Regions from separate parts of the Homo sapiens genome. Here all the other regions are linked to region 4. The links are chromatin contacts, found by Hi-C or POLR2A ChIA-PET in ENCODE. All regions are on one chromosome and are shown on one strand. Each heading gives the region's core, a stretch centred on a gene start or an enhancer-like site at or near the end of the contact. The rest is flanking DNA. Distances are from core to core; before and after follow the strand shown. Region 1 holds the start of CCKAR (cholecystokinin A receptor). Region 2 has its middle 57 kb from the start of LINC02357. Region 3 has its middle 75 kb from the start of LINC02357. Region 4 holds the start of RBPJ (recombination signal binding protein for immunoglobulin kappa J region).

The links. A loop is a pair of places that touch in the nucleus more often than their neighbours do. ChIA-PET counts read pairs that join two places held with the same protein, here RNA polymerase II (POLR2A). Pooled maps may share reads with other maps.
Region 1: a pooled map shows a loop between it and region 4 (2.2-fold over the local background). The contact joins the promoter of CCKAR here to the promoter of RBPJ in region 4. A Hi-C loop is called at or near these places in 1 of 168 maps with a recorded cell type or tissue (sigmoid colon) and 1 of 50 pooled maps. POLR2A ChIA-PET finds 5 or more read pairs at or near these places in 2 of 52 experiments (OCI-LY7 and SK-N-SH).
Region 2: a loop to region 4 is called in a map of PC-3, with 15 times the contacts of the local background. The contact joins the enhancer-like site here to the promoter of RBPJ in region 4. A Hi-C loop is called at or near these places in 4 of 168 maps with a recorded cell type or tissue (GM12878, MCF 10A, PC-3 and 1 more), 29 of 37 single-sample maps with no recorded cell type and 13 of 50 pooled maps. POLR2A ChIA-PET finds 5 or more read pairs at or near these places in 13 of 52 experiments (BJ, GM10248, MCF 10A and 8 more).
Region 3: a map of IMR-90 shows a loop between it and region 4 (8-fold over the local background). The contact joins the enhancer-like site here to the promoter of RBPJ in region 4. A Hi-C loop is called at or near these places in 5 of 168 maps with a recorded cell type or tissue (GM12878, IMR-90, MCF 10A and 2 more), 28 of 37 single-sample maps with no recorded cell type and 19 of 50 pooled maps. POLR2A ChIA-PET finds 5 or more read pairs at or near these places in 11 of 52 experiments (AG04450, MCF 10A, PC-9 and 6 more).

The regions. Positions count from the first base shown.
Region 1 is chr4:26,489,122-26,496,195 of GRCh38, forward strand. CCKAR (cholecystokinin A receptor) reads right to left here and starts at 1,363. Exons shown (of 5, transcript NM_000730.3): 1 at 1,035-1,363; 2 at 112-363. The coding sequence starts at 1,146.
Region 2 is chr4:26,124,464-26,131,315 of GRCh38, forward strand. It overlaps a transcript of RBPJ not described here. Among named protein-coding and RNA genes, the nearest start is that of LINC02357, 57 kb to the left of the region's middle. RefSeq lists an enhancer at 5,843-6,032. Within about 2 kb of position 3,553, at least 4 of the 41 ENCODE cell types and tissues checked have a DNase peak (open chromatin) inside an H3K27ac peak, as active enhancers do; they include PC-3, where a contact is called at or near this core.
Region 3 is chr4:26,142,261-26,149,564 of GRCh38, forward strand. It overlaps a transcript of RBPJ not described here. Among named protein-coding and RNA genes, the nearest start is that of LINC02357, 75 kb to the left of the region's middle. Within about 2 kb of position 3,150, at least 2 of the 41 ENCODE cell types and tissues checked have a DNase peak (open chromatin) inside an H3K27ac peak, as active enhancers do.
Region 4 is chr4:26,315,523-26,322,263 of GRCh38, forward strand. RBPJ (recombination signal binding protein for immunoglobulin kappa J region) reads left to right here and starts at 5,492. Exons shown (of 11, transcript NM_015874.6): 1 at 5,492-5,526. The coding sequence starts at 5,507. RefSeq lists enhancers at 3,526-3,575, 4,666-4,715, 5,948-6,741 and silencers at 3,796-4,065, 5,536-5,665, 5,736-5,835.

The DNA.
Region 1 (7,074 bases), core at 113-2,612, 170 kb after region 4:
GATTCAGCCCTCAGCAGGGCTCCTTTGCTGTGATTGTCAGAGGTTTGGGAAGGTCTGGGGCTGAGTGGGGTCTGGGGCAAGCTCCAGAAAGAGTCACCAGCAGCAACTTACCCATGAAGTAGGTGGTGGTCTTGCAAACGGCGCTCCCGAAGATGAAATCCTTGAGCAGATTGGGGATGAGGTTGAACGGCATGCAGAAGAGACAGAGCATGAGGTCGCTGACAGCCAGGGAGAGGAGGAAGATGTTGGTGACCGTCCGCATCCGCTTGTTCCGAATCAGCACGGTGATGACCAGCGTGTTTCCCAGCACGCTGAGCAGGAATATCAAGGAGTACAAGAGAATCTGCACCGCTGGCTGCCACTCTGCAGAGAGAAACAGGAGCAAGACGGAGGGATGGAGGTGATGACAGCAGAATGCTAAAACCGAAGCCAAGGGTGAATTCCTGCCGATTTTCCCCCCACCGGGGTGTACATCACTGGACCCACGATTCCTGTCCTGGCAACATTTTGCGGAAACAAATTGAGGAAAGCAGAGACTGAATTATTTTCTTTTTAGAAGGTTGGTTTGTTAAAGGATCACTCAGGGAACCACTTTTTCTTAAGAACAAAGCTCCTCAAGTGAACAGTGATCACTTTCTTTCCTGGCTGCTAAGCATTATTTCACTTTAATCACTTCATGCTGGGTTTCCCCCCAAGAAAAGAAAACAGCTGCATGGTGACAACACCTTTTCTGCTGTGCTTGTAAGTTCAGGCTTTGACACTTGTAGTCCCTCTTGCTTCACTCAGCTTTTCCTCCCCTGCTTTTGTTCCCCCAAGTCCTATTCATGAATGCCCAACTCCCCCATGGGGGACAATAAGAATATTTGACTCTATTCTGCTTTTTAATCTCTTCTCCAAACTTCTGAACATATGACTTTATCTAGCCTTGTCTCACAATGACTTGGTTATATATATTTTTTATCAGCCTTGCCTTTGCTGATTTCTCCCACAACTCAATAGTTTCCTGAATTAAAATAACAGCTTCCGACACTTACCTTTGGAAGGACGGGGCTGATCCAAGCAGAAAAGCGTCTCATTTTCGAGCCCGAGTTCACAGGGAGGAGTGATGTTGCTTCCATTCACAAGAAGGCTGTCAACCACATCCATCCTTGCCTGCTGCTTTCCACCAAGTGCTGGAGAGCTGGTGAATTGCTCACTCCCGGCTCATTCCTCTAATGACCGAAGCGTCTCGCAGATGCAACCTGCCGTGGAGGAGCAGGGAGGGAGTGATTTCCAGGTGTGGGCTTTTTCAGCCATTCCTAAAGGCGACTTGAGTTCACCTCACTCACTCCAGCATTTGTACTCCTGTTGTGGAAAAGGCAGTGAGCACAAGCCAAGCCCGCTCCACCTTCACCCCGCCCCACCTCCCCCGGCCCTTTCCTGGGCCAGTCTTAGGGCCCTGAGTACAGACAGCCTGGCTACCCGTTAACCATTCTCAGCGTGTGGCTGCTTTTTACACACATGTGTACATATGCACGGACACACACACACACACAGAGGCTTCCCCAGTACTCCTCTATATAGGAACCCGTCACCATCCCAGACATATGCAGAAGAAAGCCCAAACCGGCTGTGTGAGACAGGAACAATTAACACGGTAACAGATCCGATAATGCAGACCATCAGGCCTAAAGAACACGGAGGGACTGTGTTCTACCTCCTTATAGAAAAGCAATTAGTGCCTTTTTAGCTTTGGAACCATGCCCGGTGGTGTGTGTGTGGACAGAACTGCTGGCTGGTTGTTAAGTTGCTACTAAACACAGTGTTGTTTCTCGTGGTCTCTGCCCTTGTTAACTAGGATTGAGGCACTTTTGAACATAGGTACCTGGGTCCTTATTACAAAAGACGTTAGTGAGATTTCCTCTTCATTCATGAAGCCTTGCATTCAGCACATCTTCATTGAGAGTCAATCATTTGCCAGGCACTTTTCTAGCATGTCAGCAAATAATGAGCAGAATTATTTCAGGTAGTAAGTACTACAAAGGGAGTAAAGCAGGGAGATGTGATGTATACAAACAGATTAGGGGCTGATTTTTTGGGGGGCGGGGACAGGGTCTTGCTCTGTTCCCCAGGCTGCAGTGGAGTGGCGCGATCATGGCTCACTGCAGCCTTGCTCCCTGGCTCAAGCAATCCTCCTACCTTAGCCTCCTGAGTAGCTGGGACTACAGGCACACACCACTAAGCCCAGCTGATTTTTTTAGTTTTAGAAGAGAGGAGGTCTCGCTATGTTGCCCAGGCTGGTCTCAAGCTCCTGAGCTCAAGCAATCCTCCTGCCTTGGCCTCCCAGTGTTGGCATTACAGGCGTGAGCCACTGCACCTGGCCTGGGGCTGCTGATTTAGAAGGGGTAGTCAGGAGAGGTCTCTTAAGGAGGGGACTGTGATCTGAGACTGAACCACAAGAAGGACAAAGTCTTGTGAAGATCCCAAGACAGCTTCTCCCAGGCAAAAGGAGGAGCACTTTTAGCAGAGGTAACAGCAAGTGCAAAGGCCCTGAGGTGGGAATGAGTGTGGCCCCATTGAGGTACAAATAGATAGAAGTAGGAGTGAGTGAGAGGCAAACAGCAGGACGTGAGATCAGAGAGGGGGGCCATCTCAGGGTCCTGGGTGTTCCATGAAGCTCTGTGGTGCTGGAAAGCCCTTCAACCTCCATTGCACAGATTATGTCCTCAGTTCAGACCCTTTGGAAAGCAGACGACAATGGCTGTGAAACCTGCGTTTCTGACGCCCTGCTTGGCTGTGCTGAGACTTGGTCCATTTGCTAGATACCCGTGGGGCTCCTTGTGTACTGACAATGCTTCCACTGGCAGAGCTGCATGCTACATCTTGCTGAGTCTCTGCCAGACACAGAGGAACTAACGCATTTTTACTGTCAGTGTGGGGCTGGAAAGACAGTGGTGCCTCTTTTCTTTGAAACCATGAAGACCACATGGTTTGGGGCATTTAGTCACAGAAACAAGAAGGGGAAGGGACACTGGAGAAGCTGTGGATGTTATTGGGAGGACAGGCTTTGGCATCAGACAGACTTGGGATCAAATCCTGGCTTCACTGGTTACCTGCTAGGAAATACTGGGCAAATTAGTTTCCTTCCTTCCTTCCTTCCTTCCTTCCTTCCTTCCTTCCTTCCTTCCTTCCTTCCTTCCTTTCCTTTCCTTTCTTCCCTCCCTTCCTCCTTTCTTTCTCTCTCTCTTTCTTTCCTTTCTTCCCTCCCTCCCTCCTTTCTTTTTCTCTTTCTTTCTTTCTCTCTTTCTTTCTTTCTTTCTTTCCCTTCCTTCCTTCCTTCCTTTCCTTTCTTCCCTCCCTTCCTCCTTTCTTTCTCTCTCTCTTTCTTTCCTTTCTTCCCTCCCTCCCTCCTTTCTTTTTCTTTCTTTCTCTCTTTCTTTCTTTCTTTTCCTTCCTTCCTTCCTTCCTTCCTTCCTTCCTTCCTTCCTTCCTTCCTTCCTTTCCTTTCTTCCCTCCCTTCCTCCTTTCTTTCTCTCTCTCTTTCTTTCCTTTCTTCCCTCCCTCCCTCCTTTCTTTTTCTCTTTCTTTCTTTCTCTCTTTCTTTCTTTCTTTCTTTTCCTTCCTTCCTTCCTTTCCTTTCTTCCCTCCCTTCCTCCTTTCTTTCTCTCTCTCTTTCTTTCCTTTCTTCCCTCCATCCCTCCTTTCTTTTTCTCTTTCTTTCTTTCTTTCTCTCTTTCTTTCTTTCTTTCTTTTCCTTCCTTCCTTCCATCCATCCTTCCTTCCTTCCTTCCTTCTTTCTTCTTTCTTTCTTTTTTTTTTTTTTTCTGAGACGAAGTCTTGCTCTGTTGCCCAGGCTGGAGTGCAGTGGCATGAGCTAGGGTCACTGCAAACTCCACCTCCCAATCGCAAGCAATTGTCGTGCCTCAGCCTCCCAAGTAGCTGGAATTACAGGTATGCACCACCAGAACCAGCTAATTTTTGCATTTTTAGTAGAGACGGGTTTCACCAAATTGGCCCGGCTGGTCTCAAGTTGCTGACCTCAAGTTATCCAATCGCCTTGGCCTCCCAAAGGGCTGGGATTACAGGTGTGAGCCACTGCGCCCAGCCTGAGCAAGTTTCTTAACCTAAGACTCATTTCCATCTGTCAAATGGGGATCAGAATGATTTAATAGATATTTGTTATGAAGATTGAACGATTGACTCAATAGAGTGTCTGACATACAAAAAATGTTCAATAAATCACAGGCAGCAGTATTCATAGCCTTCCTACGATAATGGCTATTTTCGTTTTACAAATGAGAAGGCTGGGACTCACAGTGGCCATATGCTTTGCTGGTGAGAACCAGTGGTGGATTTCCCCTCGAGGACCCTGCAGACCCCATCCTCACGCCACTTCCCATGGCATGGAGCTTTCCTTCCCTATTCTAGCATCATGTAGCCTGTTTGGAGCCAGGGCTCTCGTCTCTCTTCCTCCTTCCTGCTATGAGTCCTTTTGTCTGAATCTTCCCTGTCTACAGATGATGGACCCTGCTCACTGGGCGATGACCCAGAGCAGCTGTGTTCTGATGTGGGAAGGGATGAGCATCCAGGGTTTTGGCTGCTGCTTCAACTGCTCCAGCTGGGCAGACATCACCAGCCATTCAGGGTGCCTCCTGCTGAGGCTTGTCAGGCCCATCAGCACCTGCTTCAAAAGCTGGGGGGACAGTGGTTCTGTAAGTCCAAGAACCAGAAGAGCAGAGGGCTGGGCATTGACCTGCCCTGAACCAAAATGGAGTCCAATTTGGGACAAGTTTCTCCTTTCCCTTCCCTTCCCTTCCCTTTCCCTTTTTCCTATTCTGTTTCTTCCTCCTGCTCATTGGTTGGCAGGAAGTGAGAGTGGGAGATGTGGTGGATGCTAGTGATTTTGTCAACTCATGGTTGGGGGGATGGCAGCATATTTGAGTGCTATTTTGTACAAACTTTACTGCACAGCTGAATTACCTGGGTTAGTGGTTTAAAAATGGTGATTTCCAGACTTTCCTCCTGGAGATTCTGATCCTCAGCCCCGAGCCTGGAAATCTGCATTTTTATCCAGCATCCCTGGGGATTTGGAGACCTGTGATCTCAGGATCACTTGTGGGGAAACTCCCTGGGAACCATTAAGAGGGTGAGGGGAGCTATCAGAAGGCAGAAATTGAAGCCTGATCTTCACCCCTGGCTGGCTGGGAAGCATGAACAAAGAAATTACTTAACCTTTTTGAGTCTCAGCTTGCTCATCTGTAAAATAGAGATAAAATAATGCTACTATAAATAAAACAATACATGGAGACAACTCAGAACAATGCCTGGAACATCGTGCTGGATACTATTTGTTATTATTAATGGGTAAGATTAATTCTAGGGATGCTCTATTTATCTCATTTTCATGGCCATATTAAGGGCTTGTATTAATATCTTCAATACCCTACCACAATATCTGGCATATAGTATGTGCTTTGTAAATATGAACGAATAAACAGTAAAAATTAGAGGAGCCAATATTTCATTGCTTATTACACCAATTGATAATTCTATTCCACTGATTCCTTTTCTGGCCATCTCTGGATTTTTTACTTTGAATTTGTGAGCCCATGTGATATGCTTTGTCTGTGTCCCCACCCAAATCTCATCTTGAATTGTAGCTCCCAAAATTCCCACTTGTGGTGGGAGGGACTGGATGGGAGGTAATTGAATCATGAGACTGGGTCTTTCCCTTGCTGTTCTTGTGATAGTGTATAAGTCTCATGAGAGCTAATGTTTTTATAAAGGGGAGTTCCCTTGCGCATGCTCTCTCTTGCCTGCCGCCATGTAAGATGTGACTTTGCCCCTCATTCGCCTTCCACCATGATTGTGAGGTCTCCCCAGCCATGTGGAACTGTGAGTCCATTAAACTTCTTTTCTTTATAAATTACCCAGTCTTGGGTATATCTTTATTAGCGCATGAAAACAGACTAATACACCATATGACCTAAGAGTTCAGCTAACAAAAGAGAATTGCAGTGAAAGATTCCAATGCACTTTCAAGGGAAAAGTTGATGCACTTCCAGAGTGTCAGCCCTTGTTTCATTCCTCAACATACATTATAGCGAGTGCATCATAAGTGCCAGGTGCTGTATTTGGTGCTAGGGATTTTGTGAGCCAAGTGGATGGAATTTCTGTCCTCATAAAATGGCTGTCCTCTGTGGGACACAGAAGATGAGTAGCTGGGCAAAGTGGAAATGCCTTCTCACCTTGGAGACCTAACCTGTGATTAGGCACAGTTCCAGGTGAATTGATGCAAATGGACTAAATTGAATTGGAATGGCATAAATGCCTCCCCTCTCTCTGAGACACACACAGACACACAGGGCATAAGCCTACATGCCTCCTGCAGTCCACAAAACTCTTTCAGTATTGGGGACTCTCTTCTATGTCAAACCCTGCCCTGGAAGGAAAAGACATGAGCAATCTCCATGGGTTCCTGGATGATAAAATTATTAACTGTTCTCCAAGCTATTCTCCATGTTAAGAAACAGTTGTTCTAAAACACCTAAAGGATTTATATGTACTTTCCCCCTCACGATGATATTAATCACATGCTAATTGCAAATTTTTTAAAAATAAAGAAAAATAATGGCTGGGTGCAGTGGCTCACACCTGTAATCCCGGCACTTTGGGAGGCTGAGGCGGGTGGATCACCTGAGGTTGGGGGTTCGAGACCCGCCTGACCAACATGGAGAAACCCTGTCCCTACTAAAAATACAAAATTAGTCAGGTGTGGTGGCACATGCCTGTAATCTCAGCTACTCGGGAGGCTGAGGCAGAAGAATCACTTGCACCAGGGAGGTGGAGGTTGCAGTGAGCCAAGATCACGCCATTGCACTCCAGCCAGGGCAACAAGAGTGAAACTCCATCTCAAATAAATAAATAAATAAATAATAAAGAAAAATAGGTATAAATATAACACAAATATATTTTGGGGCCCTACATGATTCATTCTTAATGTGGTGCCACTTTCAGAGAAACTCAGACACTCAGAGGTAGTGAACAGGCAATTTCATGTTATGGGAGACTCAATTCATATGGCAGCCTGACATT
Region 2 (6,852 bases), core at 2,303-4,802, 190 kb before region 4:
CAGTTTCTTTATCCACTCGTTGATTAATGGGCAGTTGGGTTGGTTCCATGTTTTTTCAATTGTGAATTGTGCTGCTATAAACATGAGTGTGCAAGCATCTTTTTCATATAATGACTTCTTTCCCTCTGGGTAGATACCCAGTAGTGAAATTGCTGGATCAAATGGCAGTTCTACTTCTAGTTCTTTAAGGAATCTCCACACTTTTTTCCATAGTGATTATACTAGTTTACAGTCCCACAAGTGGTGTAGAAGTGTTCCGTTTACCGCATCTGTATGTGTTATATTTTTATATGCCTGGCAGCATAATAGGTCTGTTTACATCAGCATTACCACAAACACGTGAGTAATGCATCGTGCTATGATGTTGATTTTTCAGCTTCACATAATCTTATGGGACCACGTCCCATATGCAGTTCATCATTGACCGAATGTCCTTATGTGGCACACGACTGTAGTTCAGGACTGCTATGGCAACAGCAATGTGTCAGAGGCCCGGACACTTTCTATCCTATTCTGCCACCCCTAAGATGTTGTCTTCGGGCACATGGTCTGAGATGACTGACTACCATGTCCACAATCCAGCCAGTAGGAAGGGAAAAAGGGGGAAGGGAAAAGGGGAGAGGAAAGACACATCTCTTCCCTTTAAGGACACCAGTCAGGAATTGCAGTCATCCCTCTTGCTCACATCCTATTGGCCAGAACTTAGTCATCTGGCCACACCTAGCTGCAAGGGTGGCTGGGAAATGTAGGCTATATTCTGAGCAACATGTGGGTAGCTGCTGAAGGCTATGGAGCCCCTCATGGGGCACCCTGTGATGTAGGCAGTGAAGTCCCCTCTCCACCACACATACTTTTATAGGAAGTGGATGGAGCCAGCCTGGGAGTGCAAAGGTTGATTTTTCTACACTACTGACTGAGGAATGTTTTTATGTATCCTGTAATCTCTGAGTAAAAGGCTGTTTAACCTTTCTTGGAAGGCAGGTTTCACATGTAATTCCTTTGGAGAAAGCAGCCAAAAAGATATCTGGAACAGGGAGAAAAATGGCCCTCTTGGGTCAGGTGCAATGGCTCACACCTGTAATCCCAGCACTTTGGGAGGCCAAGGGGAGTGGATCACTTGAGGTCAGGAGTTCAAGATTAGCCTGGCCAACATGGTGAAACCCCATCTCTACCAAAAATACAAAAATTAGCTGAGTGTGGTGGTGCATGCCTGTAATCCCAGCTACTCAGGAGGCTGAGGCAGGAGAATCGCTTAGACCTGGGAGGTGGAGGTTGCAGTGAGCCAAGATGGCACCAGTGCACTCCAGCCTGGGCAATAGAGCAAGACTCCATTTCAAAAAAAAAAAAAAATCGTCCCTCTTCTTTAGTTACCAGCAGGCACCCTCATGGCGGATTATAGGATGCCTGAGGATTCCACCCATAAGAACAATGCAGCTGGAGAGGCAGCATAACAGCTCCTCCACATGCTCTCTCCAGGTGTGCGGATGGGGATACACCTCTCCTCTATGGTGTCTGTCACACACAATGTGTATGGATATAGATGTATCACTGCCTGTGTGCTCCAACCTTACATCTAGATTTTAAAGCCCTTAAGAATTGCTTTAAAAAAAAAATCCATCTTTGCATTCCTGAAGGAGCAAACACCAGCCTTTCCAGATGTATTCAATTCCTTGAATGGAAAAGATCAAGCACTTTAAAAAGTCTGCACTTTTTAAAGAAACACCTATTTAGTGCCAGGCACTAGGGATTTGGGATACAAAGATGAAAATTGGTAGTCCCTGCCTCTTATGGAGGCTTTTAGCCTAGGAAGGAGACAGACACTGCTGAAGACATCTGTTGTTTTTTGGCTTCCCGCCCCCAACCCCAACTTCCTCCTAGCCCATCACTCCCCTTTTCGGGGAATCCCCCATTGTGTATTTTGAGGTGGGTAGCCTGTCTCCCACTACAGTAGCCAAAAGAGACAGATACTCCTCTCTCTTTCCCTTTTCCATTTCTGGTACGGCACAGGTGGGCATATGACTAGGCTTAGCCAATCAGATGCTTTCCTGGGACGTGGACTCTTGAAAGTGCTGTAAGAAACTTGGCTCTAGCTGTAGGTTATAGTCATTATGATACTGGTGGCAGGTCAAACTAATGCCCTGCTCATTTTCCAAACTTGTTCTGCAGCCTTTCTTTGATTTTGAGAACCTCTAATATCATCCCAATATATTCATTTATTTCCCTCAAGGCGGCCAGCATTGGTTCTGTGGGTTGTGGTCAACAACCAAATTCCCTCCTAATGCAAAAATGATCATCTACTTAGGTGCTTTTGAATGCAAAGGTAAGAAGTCTACTCCAGTTACATCAAATAAGTTGAGTTTATTGTAGGAACACAGAGAACCATATGGACAGTGGAAAAGCCTAAGAATTTAAGGCCAGCTGCCATTACAGGAGAGTCTTCATGAACTTCATGGACTGAGCTTAAAAGGTCATTACGCCTTAAAGGACAACTCTATCCCAGTCACACAGGGATGTGTGGTGCCCCTAGTCTTGATGAAGGATTCAGCCGACCACACACGTCACTCTGAAGCTGAGATAGCACTGAGAATTTCAGCCAGTCATTGGATATGGGCTTCCCTGGGAAGGGTGCATGATCTTGGGTGGGGTGACTTTCTTTAAAAGAGATGCTTCCTGAAGACAGCTGGCAACTGAGGGCTGTCTGTTGGCAGCACTCCCAGTGGCACAGAGAAGAAATCTATCATTCCTGAAGAGGAATCCGGGCAGCACATCACAGCATCTGCTACATCAGATCTTTCTGTATTTCATGACCTTTCAGCTTCCGTTGCTGCTGCTCATTGCTAAAGTCTTTCCCAATTCAAATCACTGACAGTGAGAATCTGATCTGACCTAGTCCACATCAAAGGTCACCAACCATATGGAGATTGGCTCTCCTTGGCTATGGTTGGGTAGCAGGATCATGTGGTAGAAATGCACTCTCTCCCAGCCTCACCAGTTTGACAGGGTCTGTGGGCAGAGCTGGAGGAAAATCTTTTGGTAGGCATCAGGCATGATGGCATGTCTTGCCCATATACCAATAAACAATTGTAATGTGGTACAGAGGATGGAGTATATAAGTATGTAAGATGGAGTATATCAGCATAAAGTGGGTGGAGTAAATATATAAGTACAGTTTGTATAGGGAACAAAACACCTAAATCTACCTATTAGATCCCAGGAAGGTTCCCCATAGACTTGAACTAGGACTTGAAAGATGAGCTAGGAATAGGGTTTTGCCCAGCAGGTAAGTAGAGTAAGACACTCCAAGTAGAGGGAAACATATGTACACAGAGACATGAGATAAATCATTGTGGCCCTAAAGAGGTTGGCCTCCCAGCCACCCCATGTACTCACTGCCTCTTAACCAGATGCCTGAGAGGCATTTTTGGCAGCTGCTCAGAGGGAAACATGCCACCCATTGATTCATCTGGGGCACTCCCTGCTCCCACCTTTCATGAGCTGGTGTCAGTGGGTTCTCTGGGCCAAGTTATGCCCCACCCTGATCCTGTTTGACTTGTGTGCTCTGCCAGGATCCCTGCAAGAGATGGCATGGCCTGGGGCCCCTGCTGCCTTTCAGATAACAGCAGCAGCCAGGCCAAGGCAAATACTAGTCCCTCCTCATATAGGTGAGGCTCCCACTGATGTCAGCTGGGCCTTGGGAAGGCAGGAAGCAGGTGGGTTTAGTTGCCAACTTGGCTCTGGAAGGCAGCTCTGTTGTTCCTATTTCTTCATACTAAAAATGGAAGGATTCCCAGAAGAGGTGTGGAGGTTCTACCTATGGCCTCCAGGGGCACTGAAAGTTTGCTGACTTTTAAAGCACACACAAATGTGACAATGAATAACACCTACAACAAAGAAAAAGACATCACCATCAGCAAGTTTGCAAGATAATAATAATGGCAAACATTTATTGAGCACTTTCTATGTGCCAAGCAGTAGTTTACAGGAATTAAATTATATAGCCATCACAAAAACCCTGCAAGATAGACCCTCTGATTATCCCTATTTGACACATTAAGAAATAGAGGAACAGAAGAAATGAAGTAGCTATGCCCCAAATCCCACACTTTGTAAATGGATTTGAGCTCAATCCCCTCCTTCTCAATCACTATACAGTATGATATACAATATACACTATTCCAAATTAGCCTATATTCTGATGACTAAACGGGCATCTTATGAGATGATGTCTGATATGGTTTGGCTGTGTCCCCACCCAAATCTCATCTTGAATTGTAGCTCCCACAATTCCTACATGTTGTGAAAGGGATCTGGTGAGAGATAATAGAATCATGGGGGTGGTTTCCCCCATATTGTTCTTATGGTAGTGAATAAGTTTCACAAGATCTGATGGTTTTATAAGAGGTTCTCCCTTTTGCTTGGCTCTCATTTTCTCTCTTGTCTGCCGCCATGTAAGATGTGCCTTTCACCTTCTGCCATGATTGTAAGGCCTCCCCAGCTACGTGGAACTATGAGTCCATTAAACTTCTTTTTCATTGTAAATTACCCAGTCGTGGGTATGTCTTTATCAGCAGATGAAAGTAGACTAATACAATGTCTGAAAATGCTCAACAATTTATTAATACAAATTCTTTCACTTACATTGTCTCACTTCATCTTCATATTAGTTCAATGAGGGAGTCAAGGCAAATGATGTCATTCCCATTTTACAGATAAGAAAATGGAGGCTCAGAGAAGTAAATTAATAATCAGTAAGTGGCCAGCTTAGCACCTCAAATAGGTGTTCTGTTTCCCAGCCCAGTGATTTTTCCATCCTACCCTGCCGTGAATCATTTCAAAGGAGCCTAAGAGTATCTGTATCCAAAAATATGTCCTTAAATATGTGGACCCTAAAAGTACTTCAAAGTGACTACACATTGGTGTTGTACATCTATTTCATATAGTGGATATTTTCTAAAGCATGAACATTAAGTAAAATTGGAGTAAAGTTGAGTGGAAAGAGCTCTGAGCTGCAAGTCAAGAGTCCTGGGTTCTCATCTTTGCTCCATCCTGCATGCCAAATAACCTTAACTAATAACTTACTTTGGGGGACCTCATTTTTCTCATCTGAAAAACCAATGAGTTTTTATGAACTTACTGTCCCTTACAACTCTTAAATTATAGATATGATGATGCTATTGTAAGACGGGGTTACCTATCAATCTCCAAATCCACCTAGTTTACAGTTGAAGACTTTCAGCAACCAGCATCTGTATAATGGCAACCCGGCCTGTTCATTCCTGGGTGTTCCCTATCTAGCCTCCAGACAGCAGACTCAAGATGGTCTATCTAGGATGGAGGTGGACATCACCTGAATTTTTTTTTTATTTCTTTAATATTGATGGCAGAGAGATTAATTTATTTTTATTTTTATTTTTTTGAGATGGAGTCTCTCTCTGTCTCCCAGGCTGGGGTGCAGCAGCGCCATCTCAGCTCACTGCAACCTCTGCCTCCCAGGTCCAAGCGATTCTCCTGCCTCAGCCTTCTTAGTAGCTGGGAGTACAGGCGTGCACCACCACGCCCAGCTAATTTTTGTGTTTTTAGTAGAGACAGGGTTTCACCATGTTGGCCAGGCTGGTCTCAAACTCCTTTCCTTAAGTGATCCTCCTGCCTCGGCCTCCAAAGTGCTGGGATTACAGGCATGAGCCACCATGCCCAGCCTCAGAGGGATTATTTTTAAAGAATCAAAGCAAATCAAGAGGTGGTACCTACCTAAATACATACACCCGCACCTTCTTGAACAGGCAAGTTAGGCCAGCACATAGTTCACCTCGATAGATACAACACAGGAGTTGAGTGCTCACTGCCCATCCTCCTCCCCAAGGAGTGGTTACATCTTCTCACTATGAGTAATTAAGGACAGGCCTCAGTTTTGGTCCATTTTTGAATCATTCTCTTACTTGAACTCCAAATTTGTCTGCTTGGGTTTGTCAGCTTCTGTGGGCAGGGACGTCTTGAGAAGCATGCCGGCTGCAGCCGCTCCTCAGGTCTCCCCTGCCTGGTCTCAGTCCTTATTTTTTCAAGCTTCACGTCCTCTACTGAAGCTGCAGCAACCGAGTCCTGCCACTTTTCCTGTTCTCTTTCTCACTCATTTTCTCTCTGTATTTCCACATTCACGACTCCCATTACTCTCCCCGTAACACCACAGTGTTTCCTAAACTTCAATGATCTACTCCTTTTTCTATGAGAAGAAAAAAATTCTGTGCACTCCTTTACCACCGTCACTCTGTGAGAGTTGATGTGAATTATGTTTCTTTTTATCTCATCACCTGAAAATGTACAAATATAAACCAGGTTTTTAAAAATCCTTAGGTTTACAGCTCTCACATGATTTTTAAAAATGAATCTTACAAATAGAGTACAAGCAACACTACAAAATCCTCATTAATTTAATGTGTTAATTTAATGTGGCAGATGATGCTGTTTGAAACTGCTAAAATTACATTTCGGCGTGGAATGTGACTGTGGCATGGGCCACGATGGCTTGGGATCTTCTAAGCTTAGCATGCCTGTGCCATCATGTACCACGTGAGGATTGATTCTCCCATCTTTTTCTGCCATCCAAGCTACGGTCTAGTCTTCATTTGTGCAACATGCCAACTGGCCTCAGCTTATCAGAAACGCATCATTTACATATCGAGGCTCCCTGCGTTCTTTTCTCATTAGCCTGTGATAATTTAGGTTGAGTGCCATTGTGATAAAAACACAGCACAGGCGGCGGAAGCTGTGGCACTAGTAGGTTACTAGGTTACAAGGTGGTTGCCATGTTTTTCAAACTGGGTCACATCCCTATGCAGTCACATCCCTGCATCATGA
Region 3 (7,304 bases), core at 1,900-4,399, 180 kb before region 4:
TCTCCCAGAAGGGAGAAAAAGAGAAAAGAAAAAAGACACACATAGCCCAGGATGATATGCCACCACTCAGAGGCCTCCAGGAATTGGATCTAAAGAATCTCACTCCACATCATTCCAGCCAGAGTGGAGGCCAGTGGGATGCAGTTGAGCTCAATCCACATTTGTTGGGCCTTCACTGGGCAGCTGGTGAGAGGAAGGTGGCGGCTTAACAGGATCATTAGGAAATGGTACACTCTAGTTGGGAGTAGAAGGCTCTTGGATGGGGAAGAGCTGGCTCTATCGTGAAGGAATCTAAATTGCAAAGTGTTCACAGGTATCACACATGCCTTATCAGAGGACATGACCAAGGTCTTCATTTGTAGATGCTCAGATGTCACCTAAGTTAAGTGAACTGTTGGGGTCAACCTACAGACACTTCTTGTGTATCCAGTGAGTTTCCTGCACTGTGCAGGCACAGGAGAAAGAATAGGCATTCAAGAAGCATTTGTCTATTTTGAGTGTGTGTGTGTGTATGTGTGTGTGTGTGTGAGAGAGAGAGAGAGACAGAGTCTCGTTCTGTTGCCCAAGCTGGAGTGCAGTAGTGCAATCTCAGCTCACTGCAACCTCTGCCTTCCAGGTTCAAGGGATTCTCCTGCCTCAGCCTCCCAGGTAGCTGGGATTACAGGCAGGCACCACCATGCCCGGCTAATTTTTGTATATTTAGTAGAGATGGGGTTTCATCATGTTGGCCAGGCTGGTCTCAAACTCTTAACCTCAGGTGATCCACCTACCTTGGCCTCCCAAAGTGCTGGGATTATAGGCGTAGCATTTCACTATGTAATGACTACCTCAAACCTTACACTGAAATTAACTCATATTTCATAATAATATGATTAAATAAGGAGAAGCCAGCATAGATGCATGTTAATCCAAATTCAATCCCATCTGATTATCTCTCTGCTCCCTCAGTGGTCCAAGCCACCTTTGTCTCTCACCTGAGTTATGGCAGTCACTTCCTAACCAGTCCCCCTGTGCCATACACCTCATCCCTCTTTCAATTTATTCCCAACACAGCAGCCAAGGAAATCTTCTTAACAGGTAAGTTGTATCACGTCACTCCTGTGCTCAAAACCCTCATCTCGCAAAGCGTAAAAGCCAAAGTTCCTCCAATGAATGACTTCCAGGGCCCTGTGTTACTTGTAGTGGAGCCATCTTGGAAGTGGTTCTTCCAGCTCCAGTGGAGCCACTGCAGCCAGCATCATGTGGAAAAGAGATGGGTTTTTCTTTGCTGAGCCTACAGAAATTACAGAATCATGAGTGACTAAAAGATTGTTATTTTTGTAAGCCACTAAGTTTGAGGTGGTTTGTTACACAGCAATAAATAACCATTAAGCTTTCACATTAAGGCTGGACGTGGTGGCTTATGCCTGTAATTCCAGCACTTTGGGAGGCCAAGGCAGGTGGATGGCTTGAGCCCAGGAGTTCAAGGCCAGCCTGGACAACATGGCAAAACCCCGTCTCTACAAAAAAATAGGAAAATTAGCCGGGCATGGTGACACACACCTGTAGTCTCAGATACTCTGGGGGCTATGGCAGGAGGATCACTTGAGCTCTGGAGGAAGAAGTTGCAGTGAGCCAAGATGGTACCACTGCACTCCAGCCTGCGCATCAAAGCAAGACTCTATCTCAAAAAACAAACAAAAAACAGATTCACATTAAAAAATAGTTCATTGCTAAAAACAGTCAAAAGACATTATTGTAGAAAAATATCTAATGAAAAGATAAACTTTATATTATGTGTTAAATTTCAAAAGGCCACAAAACAGTGTATATAGAATAAAAATATTTTTTAGTGTACAAGATATCTATAAAGTTTTCATGCAATTTGAATTTTTAATAAAATCACTTCTATAATAGGTATAAACAAGTTGCAAAATGCAACTCAAGATTTAAATAAATTGTCAATGATTTATTTGTTTCAATTTTTTTATAGAGGGGAAGAGAGCATAAGAGGGAGTAAGAAAATTCTTTTTTTTTTTTTTTTTTTTTGAGACACAGTCTCACTCTGTCGCCTGGGCTGGAGTGCAGTAGTGCAGTTTTGGCTCACTGCAACCTCTGCTCCTGAGTTCAAGCAATTCTCCTGCCTCAGCCCCCCGAGTAGCTGGGATTACAGGCATGCACCACCATGCCCAGCTAATTTTTGTATTTTTAGTAGAGATGGGTTTTCGCCTTGTTGGCCAGGCTGGTCTCAAACCCCTGACCTCAGGGGATCCACCCACCTCAGCCTCCCAAACTGCTAGGATTACAGATGTGAGTCACTGCACCCAGCCTAAAAATTCTTTCATTTCTTTCTATCCTCCAACCTTCTAAATTCCAGAAAGAGGATAGGTATGGCTGAAATGCAAAAAGAGAGTAAGTTCATTCCTAGGCTTAGCCACCCACACCCCAGTAGCTGATGACTTGGGAAATTTGGACCTCAAGATTTGTAATATGTTTTCTTTTGTTGTTGCCTTTGATCTAGTCCCACATGCAATGCAGTTCCATTGTATAGCCTGGGTGACAGACTGGGGAAGCCTGACTTTGATTCCGGAGCCAGTGAAATTGATTCCAGTCTCCCTTCCCTCCCTGTGATTTCTTCACTCTTTTATATGTGTCTTCACTCGAATTTATGTCACTGTGCCTTGCAGACAGAACAGGTCCAAGTCAAATCAACCATACTGGGTTTTCAGGCAACTGAAAATTTCAGATTCTTTTTAGTAAGTCTCCCTCAACCTGCCTTCTTCTTCTTCTTTTTTTTTTTTTTTTTGAGACAAAATGAAAATGTAGTAGTTTACATTTTTCTGAGTTTCATTTCATCTTCCTGGTTTCAACAGTTTTTCCAGCCTGTCAAGACCAATTGAACTTTAATTGGATCACCTGTCATACAAGCTGCTCGTCCCAGACTTAGGTCTTCTGGAAATTTTACAACTATGCCTTCGGTGTCTTTATTGAGAAAAATGTTGAACTTTTAAACTCTGTTGGAGTGGGTGGAGTCTTCTGCAGAATTTCATAGCCATTTAGTGTTTAAAAACCCCACAACCACCATCAGATTAAGATGGTGTCAGACAAACAGGTGGGAGTGATCTGAGCAGAGGCTGGGTGACTTTTAGATTAAGTGTCCACAGCCCCACCCAAAGTAAACATGAAACTCCCCTGAGAATCCCTTCATGTCAGTTACTGTTCTACAAATGCACTAATCTTCGAGTCCAGTGCAAATATCTGTCCTATGTTTATTGTCCTAACATATCAATGTCCTCTTCTGTAATTGCCCACGTAAGCTCTTTAGAGGCAGGGACAATTTTTGTCATTTGGTTAAACAACACAGGACTGGGGACTTCTAAAATGCTGGGTGGGAAGAACTGGGACCAGTCAGAATAATACGGAGGAGGTTTTGGTAAATGTCTTTTAACCATTGATAAATGGGGCAAATCAATGGAGAAAAGGACGATTATTTAATAAATGATGCTGGGATCTTCATTAGCTCTTTTGAGGAGAAAAACCTCTAGTTGGGCTCTAAACTTCTACTATGAGTCAAAATAAATTTCAGAAGGATTAAAGAGACAAATGATACCAAAGAAAATCATCAAATAGACACATAGATCAATGGAACAGACTTGAGAGTCTAGAAATAAGTTCTTTTATTTTGGTCAATTTTTTGTTTGTTTGTTTGTTTTTTAGAGACAGGATCTCACTCTGCCACCCAGGATGAGTGCAATCGTATGATCATAGGTCACTACAGCCTTGACCTTCTGGGCTCAAGTAATCCTCCCACCTCAGCCTCCTCAGTAACTAGAACTGTAGGCACATGCAACCATGCCCGGCTACTTTTTAAATTTAAAAACATTTTTTGTAGAGGTAGGGTTTTACCATGTTGCCCAGGATGGTCTCGAACTCCTGCCTTCAAGCAATCCTTCCACTTCGGCCTCCCAAAGTGCTGAGATTACAGGCATGAGCCAGTGCACCCAGCCTTGGTCAACTGATTTTCAACAAAAGTGCCAACATAATTTACTGGGGAAAAGAGAGGCTTTTTAACAAATGGTTCTGGGACAATCAGCTATCCCATGCAAAAAGATGAACTTAGACCCTTGACTCACACTATATACAAAATTTAACTCAAATCGGATCATAGACTTACATGTAACAACTAAAACAAGAAAACATTTAGAAGTCAGTACAGGAGAAAATCTTCAAGACCTTGAGTTAAACAAAGATTTCATAGTTATGACACCCCAAGTGTGACCTGTAAAAGAATACATTGATCAGTAGGACCTCCTCAAACATTTTTGTGCTTCACAAGACACCATTAAGAATATGGAAAGACAAGCACAAGACTGGGAGAAAATATTTGTAAACACAACTCCTGCTCTCATGGGGTTTATCTTCTTTGAGGAGTATGAGGGGCCCATAATAAACATTAACACATAAGAAAAATATCCAACAGTGATTCCTGCTCTGCAGAAAAGCAAACTACTGTGATATGTTGACCATGTTGGATTGTGTAGTCAGTCAGGAAAGAGATCTCTACAGAGATTGCTCATTTAAATTGAGCAATCTGAGCTCTGAATGAAAAGCAAAACAAAATAAAACAAATCGAGCAATCAGGCACCTGAAGATCCAATGGGAGCACCCTCCAGGCAGAAGCAACAGCATGTGCAAAGGCCCTGAGTGTGGCACGAGCTTGGCATGTTTAAGGAAAGGAACAACGGCTCCGTCAAAGTAGGAAAGGAGGAGGGAGTTGCCCAATGAGGTGGCCGCAGAAGGGAAGGCATGGTCCTGGAGGGCTTTCTGAGCCGAGGTGAGGAGGTTGTGTGCCCTCAAGCGTGATTGAATCAGACACGTGTGTGAGTTCCATTGTAGAAAATGCATTCCAAAAAATGTACCACTCAGAGTTCTTAGTTGCAAACAGTAAAGCTGACTCTGGCTTGTTTAGCAGAAAGACAGTTATCTTAAAAGGACATTGGAAAGCTCACAGATCTGAAGGCCCTGAAAAACAGGACTCTGGGTCAAGGGTCCAGAGACAATTCCTAAAACCACAAGGAGGATACCCCTGCTACTGATGCCCTGTTGCTGACACTTCTGTGTGTGGAACTCTACTTCGGTCACTTTCAAAGTCTGTTACCTCTGCTTTTGCCCCCGCAAAACAAGGAGTTTGCAGTGATCTTCCTTCTTCAAGTTGCTCACCATTGCCGAATCAACTTCTCCCAGGTATACCAAGTGGCAGAGCCTCGGTCACCAGCTTACATTCTAGTTGCAAAGGAAGCTGGGAATTTGAGTTTTCTAGGTTCAAATTTCAGAGAGTGAAACTCCCAAAGGAGGAATTTTCCCAAATATAAGAAAAACTTTTTTTTTCTGTTTTTTCTGAGACAGTGTCTCGCTCTGTCGCAGGCTGGAGTGCAGTGGCGTGATCTCGGCTTACTGCAAGCTCCGCCTCCTGGGTTCAAGCCATTCTCCAAGAAAAACTTTTTAAAAAGTACTGGGAGGTCAGAAAACACAATAAAAATCCATGAAATCAAATAAGAGTAAACATACAGATCCCAATTAGGAGGCTGTTGCAGTAATTTGTTTAGGTGAGGGATCATGGAAGGCCTGATAGGGCTGGTAATGTTGTATAGGACAGTGATTCTCAAAGTATGGCTCCTGACCAGCGCATCAACATCTGCAAACTTTGTTAGAAATGCACATTTCAGGCCCCACCTTGAACTTACTGAAACTCTGAAGTTGAGGCTCAGCAAGTTGGTTTTAACAGGCCCACTCAGATGATTCTAGTGTATACTAACATTTACGAACCACTGGTAGAGGACATGGAAAGAAGAAGAAGATTTGGAAGTAGTCTATAGGACTTCTTGATGGATTGTGGAACTTAAGGGAGAGAGAGTGGAATCCAAGAGAACACCTAGATTTTCACTTAAGCAACTGGCTAGATAGTAGTGCCTTTTACCAAGAGGGAGAGACTGTGAGATGAACTACTTAAGGAAATTAAAATTTGGGATTTTTTCCAGTGAGCATTCAAAGTTCATTAGGCTCACAGGAGGAAATGTCAGGCAGGCAGGTGGCTATGAGTCTGGTGTGTTTCGGAGAGGTCAGCGTTGAAGAACTAGGTAGGAAAAGCATGTAGAAGGTACTTCAAACAAAGGACTAGTGGGGTCACAGAGAGGATGTATACACAGAAAAGAAAATGGGATTCAAGACAGACTTCAAAGTAAAAGGCAAGTGTGAGAGGAGGATTCTGCCAAGGAGACTGAGATGGAGAGGTCAAGTGAACATGGCAGACAACTCTTATAGAATTGGGCATCAGAAGAAGCAAGAAGAAAAAAGTGTTTAAAGGAAAAGGACATGGTCTACTCTAATCCAAATGAAAGATAGACAGAGGGACCTGCCAGAAATAGCAAAAAAGCAGTGCTATTCCTGGCAGTTTGTCTGGAGACTGGAGAAGATTCTGTCAAAGACCCTGTTGGGCATCTGAACACCTTTCTCTGATTGAAGACCTAGGGATAAACCATCTTCCAGAAAATGATTTGGAGTCCCAAACCACAGGTCTGTTTCTACAGAGAAGCCAAGATGCCTGCCTCCAGAGAACAGGATGCTCTGAAACTGAGCAATAAAAGACCATCAGGACCACTGTGGGAAGACCTTTCCCCTGAGAAATTTACTTATCTTTCTAGGAAGAAAGAAAAAGAGAGTGGTAAGTAGCAGAAGTGTTTCTTCCATATATTTCTCTACTGGGAGTGTGGTGAAGTCTCCCCACAACATGGAAACATGAAGAGTGGGGCCACATTTCCCTCACTGGCCCTGCCATGAAGTGCTTCAAGAAGGGCTGATATTAGCAGAGCCCAGTTTAAGAAGGAAGTGAGAAGCAGTTTTTCCAGAGTCATAAGGGAAATGGAAAAGGTCACATACATGACATTGTTGAGGGCTGAGAAGAAACCTGAATTAGGGAGTTAGAATCTCAAGTTTAAATAACTCCCCAACTTCAATGTTGTGAAAAGTTTAGCAAGTCACTGAACCTCTCTGAGCCTCTCTTCAGTGATTTGTCAAGTGGAGGGCAATTTATTACTGTCCTGCCTCTGGTCAAGTGAGATAATGGTAGAAGGGCTGGATGGACTTGGCAAAGGTTACTATCATCGATAATAGTACTAAGCAGTGTTACTTTCAAGGTATCCGTGAGTGGGGAATCCAAGCTGCTATTGTTCGGATGTATTCCCCAAAATTCATGTGTTGCAAACTTGATCCCCAATGTGGTGGTACTAGGAAGTGGGATCCTTAAGAGGTGATTAGGTCACATGAAT
Region 4 (6,741 bases), core at 4,242-6,741:
AAGCAAAGATCACAAGGCAGAGGGCAAAATTAGAATTACTGATGAGGGTTTATGTTCAGCTGTGCACGTATTCTCTTGATAAACATCTTAAACAACAGAAAACAGGGTTCGAGAGCAGAGAACTGGTCTGACCTCAAATTTACCAGGGCAGGATTTTTTCCCCACCCTAATAAGCCTGAGGGTACTGCAGGGGACCAGGGCATATTTGAGTCCTTATTTCAACCACATAAGACAGACACTCCCAGAGCAGCCGTTTATAGACCTCCCCCCAGGAATGCAATTCTTTTCCCAGAGTATTGATTATCAATATTCCTTGCTAGGAAAAAAATTTAGTAATATCTCTCCTACTTGCAAGTCCATTTATAGGCTCTCTGCAAGAAGAAAAATATGGCTTTTTTTGCCCCACCCCGCAGGCAGTCAGACCTTATGGTTGTCTTCCCTTGTTCCCTAAAATCGTTGTTATTCCGTTCTTTTTCAAGGTGCACTGATTTCATATTGTTCAAACACACGTTTTACAATCAATTTGTACAACAGTGGTCCTGAGGTGACGTACATCCTCAGCTTATGAAGATAACAGGATTAAGAGATTAAAGTAAGACAGGCATAAGAAATTATAAGAGTATTATTAGGGAAGTGATAAATGTCCATGAAATCTTCACAATTTATCTTCCTCTGCAGTGGCTCCAACCAGTCTCTCCGTTCAGGGTCCCTGACTTCCCGCAACATATATATATATATATATTCATATATATACACATTCATATATACATATACACATATATACATTCATATATACATATTCATATATATACATTCATATATACATATTCATATATACATTCATATATACATTCATATATATACATTCATATATACATTCATATATATACATTCATATATACATTCATATATACATTCATATACATTCATATATACATTCATATATACATTCATATATACATATTCATATATATATTCATATATATTCATATATATTCATATATATATTCATATATATATTCATGTATATATTCATATATATACACATTCATATATATACATTCATATATATAATATATATATACACATATTGATATATATATACACATATTGATATATATATACACATATTGATATATATATATATACACATATATATATATACACATATTGTGTATATATATATATACACACACACACATATCCGGCTAGTGGTGTTTTTGTTGTTTTTTTCCTGAAGTTCTAAAATGGAGAGTAAAGGAAACTCTTAAGTGCAGCCTCATCTACTGGTCTAACCCAGACGACTTTTTTTTTTTTTTTTTTTTTTTTTTTGCAAAAAACCAACACAGGTGGTTGCTCCATATGCCTTTTTCTCCTCCCTAGGCAGGCTAGTACTCACTGCTAGTCTAGTCCTAATATTGTTTTGAACCCTAGGAGGCTTAGTCTTCAGAATCATTTTTACTCTGCCCTAAAGTGGAAGACACCCCATTCATTCTACAAATATAATACAGCAGGCATTGTTCCAGCAGCTAAGGCTTGAATAATGAACAAACTAGACAAAAGTCCTTGCCCTTATTAATATTACATTATAATGGAAGGAGGCAGATAGTAAACACAACACACAAGTATGATAAATGTTATGTTAGTTAATGATAGGTGCCATGGACAAAATCAAGCAGAAAGGGGGATAAGGAGTATGGGAGTCCCTCTTGGGAAGGGTGTCAGGGAAGGCCTCCCTGAGGAGGTGACATCAGGCAAAGACAAGAAAGGAGTGAGGGAATGAGCTATAAGGTATATGAGGGAAGAGCATTCCAGGTAGTGGAAAAAGCAAAGGCTTGGAGCTGAAAGTGTGCTTGGGGCATCCCAGGAACAGTAAGGAAGGCAACTGGTGAGAGCCCACAGAGTGAGAGGTAGAGGAGGAGGTGAAGGCAGATAGATCAGGGGGGGTTTGGCAGTAGGCAAGATTGTCTAAGTCCTCATAGTGAAATGGGAAAGTCATGGAGGAGTTCTAGAGGGCCACTGAGAATGCTCTATTAGCACAGACTGCGGGAAGACAAGAACGGAAGAAGGGAGGACCAGTTAGGGAACTTCCTTAAACCAGGTGGGAAATAAGATGGGTTAGACTAGGCTAGTAGCTAAAGAGGTGTGACAGTATTTGGAATGTGAGTATATTCTGAAGGTGGAGCCAATAGGATTTTCCGTCCAATTGTATCTTGGGTGTGAGAAAGGAGGCAAGGACTCCAAGGTTCTTGACATAAGTGGAAGAATGGAGTTGTCCTTTCCTGAGATGGGGGAGGGCTGCAGATGGAGCATGTTTTAGGGCAAAAAGGGGGAGCTGTTATTCCCTTTGTGGTTACCATGGCTTCCCAAGGTCGCTGGGGCTCTCAGAAGGCCATGATTCCAAATTAGATCAGTGGTCTGGACTAGGCCATGACTGAAATACCTTCTTGGGATGACAGCTCCAAGGAATATGTGCCCCAAGGGCTTTGTCCTCCTCCTGAGCTATCCTGTTCCAAGCCAGACTTGCACTGAGATATTGCACCAAATGGTTTTAAGTCTGTTTTTTTGTGTATATAATCAATAGGCAAACACAAACACACACACACGCACACACACACACACACACACCCCTAAAACCTTGAAAACAACTTAAAAACCAGGGTTTCCTATTAGAGAACTCACTGTCCTCCAAATATCAAAATTCAATTCAACTCTACATTTGCGGGGCTGTGACGTGAGCAGGAAGACACTGGTTCCTAGATAATGCCAGGCTAAGGCTGGTATAGAAACCACATCAGGGCCAATCTGAAACGTGGCTGATTGAAGAATTTACGTAATCAGGAACTCATTGGATGAATGATCCAAAAGGAAGGGCTGCATTTAAAACAGTAGTCACTATAGCACCTGCCGCAGCCATACGTAAAATGGAATATTGCAATAAAAATACGGAAAGGTGACGGAAAGCAAAAAAGCCATATTAGTGGGAGGAAAAAACAGAAACTGATTTGTAAGATTACTTCAAAAGGCTAAGAAGAGACTGACAAGAAATTTTAAAAATCGTGTCCTTAAACGGGAGCAAGAATCTATACAAGGCAACAAGGCGAGAGCGCAGAGCTGTTTATTTATTTATTTATTTATTTTTCTACCCAGCTCACAGGGCCAGCGGGTAGATTAGAAAGAAAACAACCAATTGCTGCCAGGCGCGGTGGCTCACACGTGTAATCCCAGCACTTTGGGAGGCCGAGGCGGGCGGATCACGAGGTCAGGAGATCGAGACCATCCTGACTAACATGGTAAAACTCCGTCTACTAAAAAATAGAAAAAATTAGCCGGGCGTGGTGGCGGGCGCCTGTAGTTCCAGCTACTCAGGAGGCTGCGGCAGGAGAATGGCGTGAATCCAGGAGGCGGAGCTTGCAGTGAGCCGAGATCGCGCCACTGCACTCTAGCCTAGGCGACAGAGCAAGACTCCGTCTCAAAAAAAAAAAAAAAAAAAAAAAAAGAAACCAATTGCTAAAGTAGAGTAGCTAAGGAATCAGAACTTGTTTCAAAGTAAGCGAAGTAGTGGCCAGACTAGGTGACTCAAGGCATGACTCAAACCCGACTCTGGAGGCTGTCTGTCAGCTCCCGGAGGCGGGGGGCGCGGTGTCTAACACGTTTTAGGAAAGTACCAGGCTTGTGGAGGGCGACAGGAAACCTCCCCGGGAGATCGGCCTGGGGCTCCTCCTGCCCTAGAGCCTGACCTCTCACTCTCCGTACCGGCAGCGACTTCCAACCTCCTGGCTTCCCCTTCCTCCGTTCGAGGCTCCCCACCCCTCGTCTTCCATCCAGCGTCACAGGGCGTGTGCGTGTTGTGTGCGAGACGCGGGTCTCCTCCCCCGCCGCCCTCCGCCCCGTGCTCCCAGCCACGCGCCTTCCCGCCCCGCCTCCGCGGCAAGCCGCTCCCTTCCCACCCCGCCCGCGCCCGCCGCCCGCCGCCCGCCTCCCGGGCACGCGCTGCACGAACGGCGCCCGGAGCTGGTCTAGGCAAACACCTGTCCTGCCTTGGCTCCGCGAGATTTGGGGCGAAAGCTTAGGCAACAGGGGCACGTTCTCGCGAGGTTTAGGAAATTTCCCACGGCCGTGTTGTGTCTGAGCCGAGTAGTGGAAGGCGGTGGGAAGGAGGTGTAGCGTGAGACTGGACTGCCCGCATTGGGTACATGCGCAGTGCCGCTCGCGCGGGCCGCGCCAATCCTGCAGCGCCTTCAACAGGTTTCGGGCGGCGAATTCCAGTTCTCCGGGTTTTGGGGCTCCCTGCGGGAGGCAGTGCTGGATCTGGGAATCTCTAGGAAAGGAAAGAGCAAAGGAGGGGAAAGATGGGGGGCTGCAGGTAGGAGGAGGGGGCGGGATTCGGGCCCTTCACCCTGCTGTTCCATGCCCGGTGGGGCCAGGTTTGCCCGGGGGCTTCCGGGATCAGGCCGCCTGAAGCGCGATTCGGGCAGCCGGCAGCGTCCTCGGCTGTGCCAGGCCCTCGGGTGGCCCGGTTCCCTGTGCAGTAGTGGTCTCAACACACACCTGGGCTCACACACGGTGGTGGCTGCGATGGGGTCTTAGAGAGGCCATGCAGCACGCGAGCGGCAAGAGCTTTGATCGGGTCCTCTGGGCAGACTCGGAGGTGGGAGAATGTGGCTCTCAATTCCAAGGCAGTTTTCCCTTCTGGAGAGAACTACTCCGCGCTCTGGCGTGTGTCTGCGAGGTGGCCATTAGGGGTGTCTTTGCTAGAGGCCTTGGCTTGACCTCATTTCACACCCAAGGAGAACGCTAAGGCGAGAGAGCTCAACTGCAAAAGTTTTCCGCTTGAGGAGCTCTGGAAGGGCCTCCTCATTAGCATGGGGGGGTGTAATGAATGAAGACAGTCCCCGACGTGTCACTTGCCCGAACCCCAGACATCTCTGGCGCTCCTGCACCAAACGCCGAGATTAGCATAAAGGAGGCGCCCAGGGAACGTTTGAATGAATGAAAATAGCTGGGAACCCAGAGTGAGCGGGAAGCCGCTTGGAAAACACCCATTGAGGAGGTGTTTCATCTAGGCCTGTGAAACGCAGCCCATTTTCCCAGGACCCCTCCTCCCTTCTCCTCGGCCCCGCCTCCTGACCCCTCCATTCCTCGTCCCCGTAGTAATCCCCTCCGGTTTTCCTCAGTCTCCACGTACGTCCCTCAAAGCGCGTCCTAAAACCCGGATAACCGGAGCGCTCCCCATGGACCACACGGAGGGCTCGCCCGCGGAGGAGCCGCCTGCGCATGCTCCATCGCCTGGGTAGGTTTCCAGGGAAGGCAGCGAGCAGGATCCCCTACTCTGCGGGCGGCGCGAGGCGTCTGGCTCTTCGCGGCGGCGGCGAGGGGAAAGGGAGCGCGGGGGCTGGGTGGAATCGAGGAGTGAGGAAAAAGGGAAGGGGCGGGGGAGAGGGACCAGGGAAGGCGTCGGGGGGAATCTCGCGAGGGTTGGAGTTTTGGCGAGAGTTTGTGGAAGATGGCGCCTGTTGTGACAGGGTAAGTCTGAGGGAATCGGAGCGCCGGGAACCGGGAAAGTTGCGGGCGTCTGGCAGCTCACGGCGGGCAGCGGGTTCGGGGGCCGCGGCGCGCTTGGCGTTCGGGGGCCCGCGGGGGCGGCGTCGCGTGCGCCGAGCGCGGCGGCGGCGGCGTGTGGCCGTGCGCTGCCGCTCTGCGCTGCCGTGGCTCAGGCTCCAGCGCGTGAGGGCGGGCGGCGGCGGCGGCGGCGAGGCCGGCGGGTGCGGGCGTGAGTGCGGCAGGGCGCGCGGGGCCCTCGGGCGCCGTGCCTCCCGCGCGCCTCCAGCGGGCTCTGCCTGGGGGCCCCGTGCATCTTTGTTCCTCGCGGCCGTTGTCGCCGCTTCGCCCCGCTAGTGCCCCCGGCCCCGGGCGCTTTGTCTTTCACCGCTACCCGCTGCGACTCTCTACCCCCGGCCCTTTGTTTCGCCGCCTTGGGCGCTTTGTCCGACCCGTGGCGTCCCGCATCCCCTCTCCATCTCCTCCCCTCCGCTGTCCTTCCTCCCGTGCCCCTTTGTTGTGCCACACTCTTGTCGTTAGCCCAGTGACCTGCCACAGCCCGGGCACCAGATTTCTGCCTTAATTGTTCTTCCATTGTCTTTCTCCTGTGGGTCCCCTCTCACCTTTCTGTATGGTCCTGGATCACCCCCCGAGGCTTTGTCTCCCCCATCCACGGGCTTATTCTCTCGGCACCCCCTTCCTCTCCCGTCATCGGTTGATTTATCCACAACCCACGGTGTACGTCTGCTGAACTGTCTCAGCCCCGGGGACTCCATCTGCTGCTTCTAAGTGCACACAAGACTCTACGGTTTGTTGTTTTGTGGGTCTGAAAGATGCATGGGATACTTAGTTTTCTCCTCCGCACCTCTTTTTCTCGGGATTTCTTGTACCCTCCCGCCCCCCTATCGCCACCCCTTTCTCTCGGGATTAAAGCGTCTCCAATTTTCATCGCCGTCTTTTTAGTGCCGTGGGTTGTTTTGCTTGGAAACAGTAGCCTTGGAAAAAGATCTGGTCTCTTGGTGGTTCTTGCGCCCCCCGGCCCCCGCCCCCCTCCTGGTTCCTGACGGCGTAGGCCAAGGGCAGCTGTCTGTCGAAGCTTTGCAATCTAGGCTGCCTGAGGATGATTGGAGGGTATCGTAGGACGGTTAGAAGGAGGCTCAAGATGTATATATGTGTTTTTCTGTTAGTGTTTGAGAATAG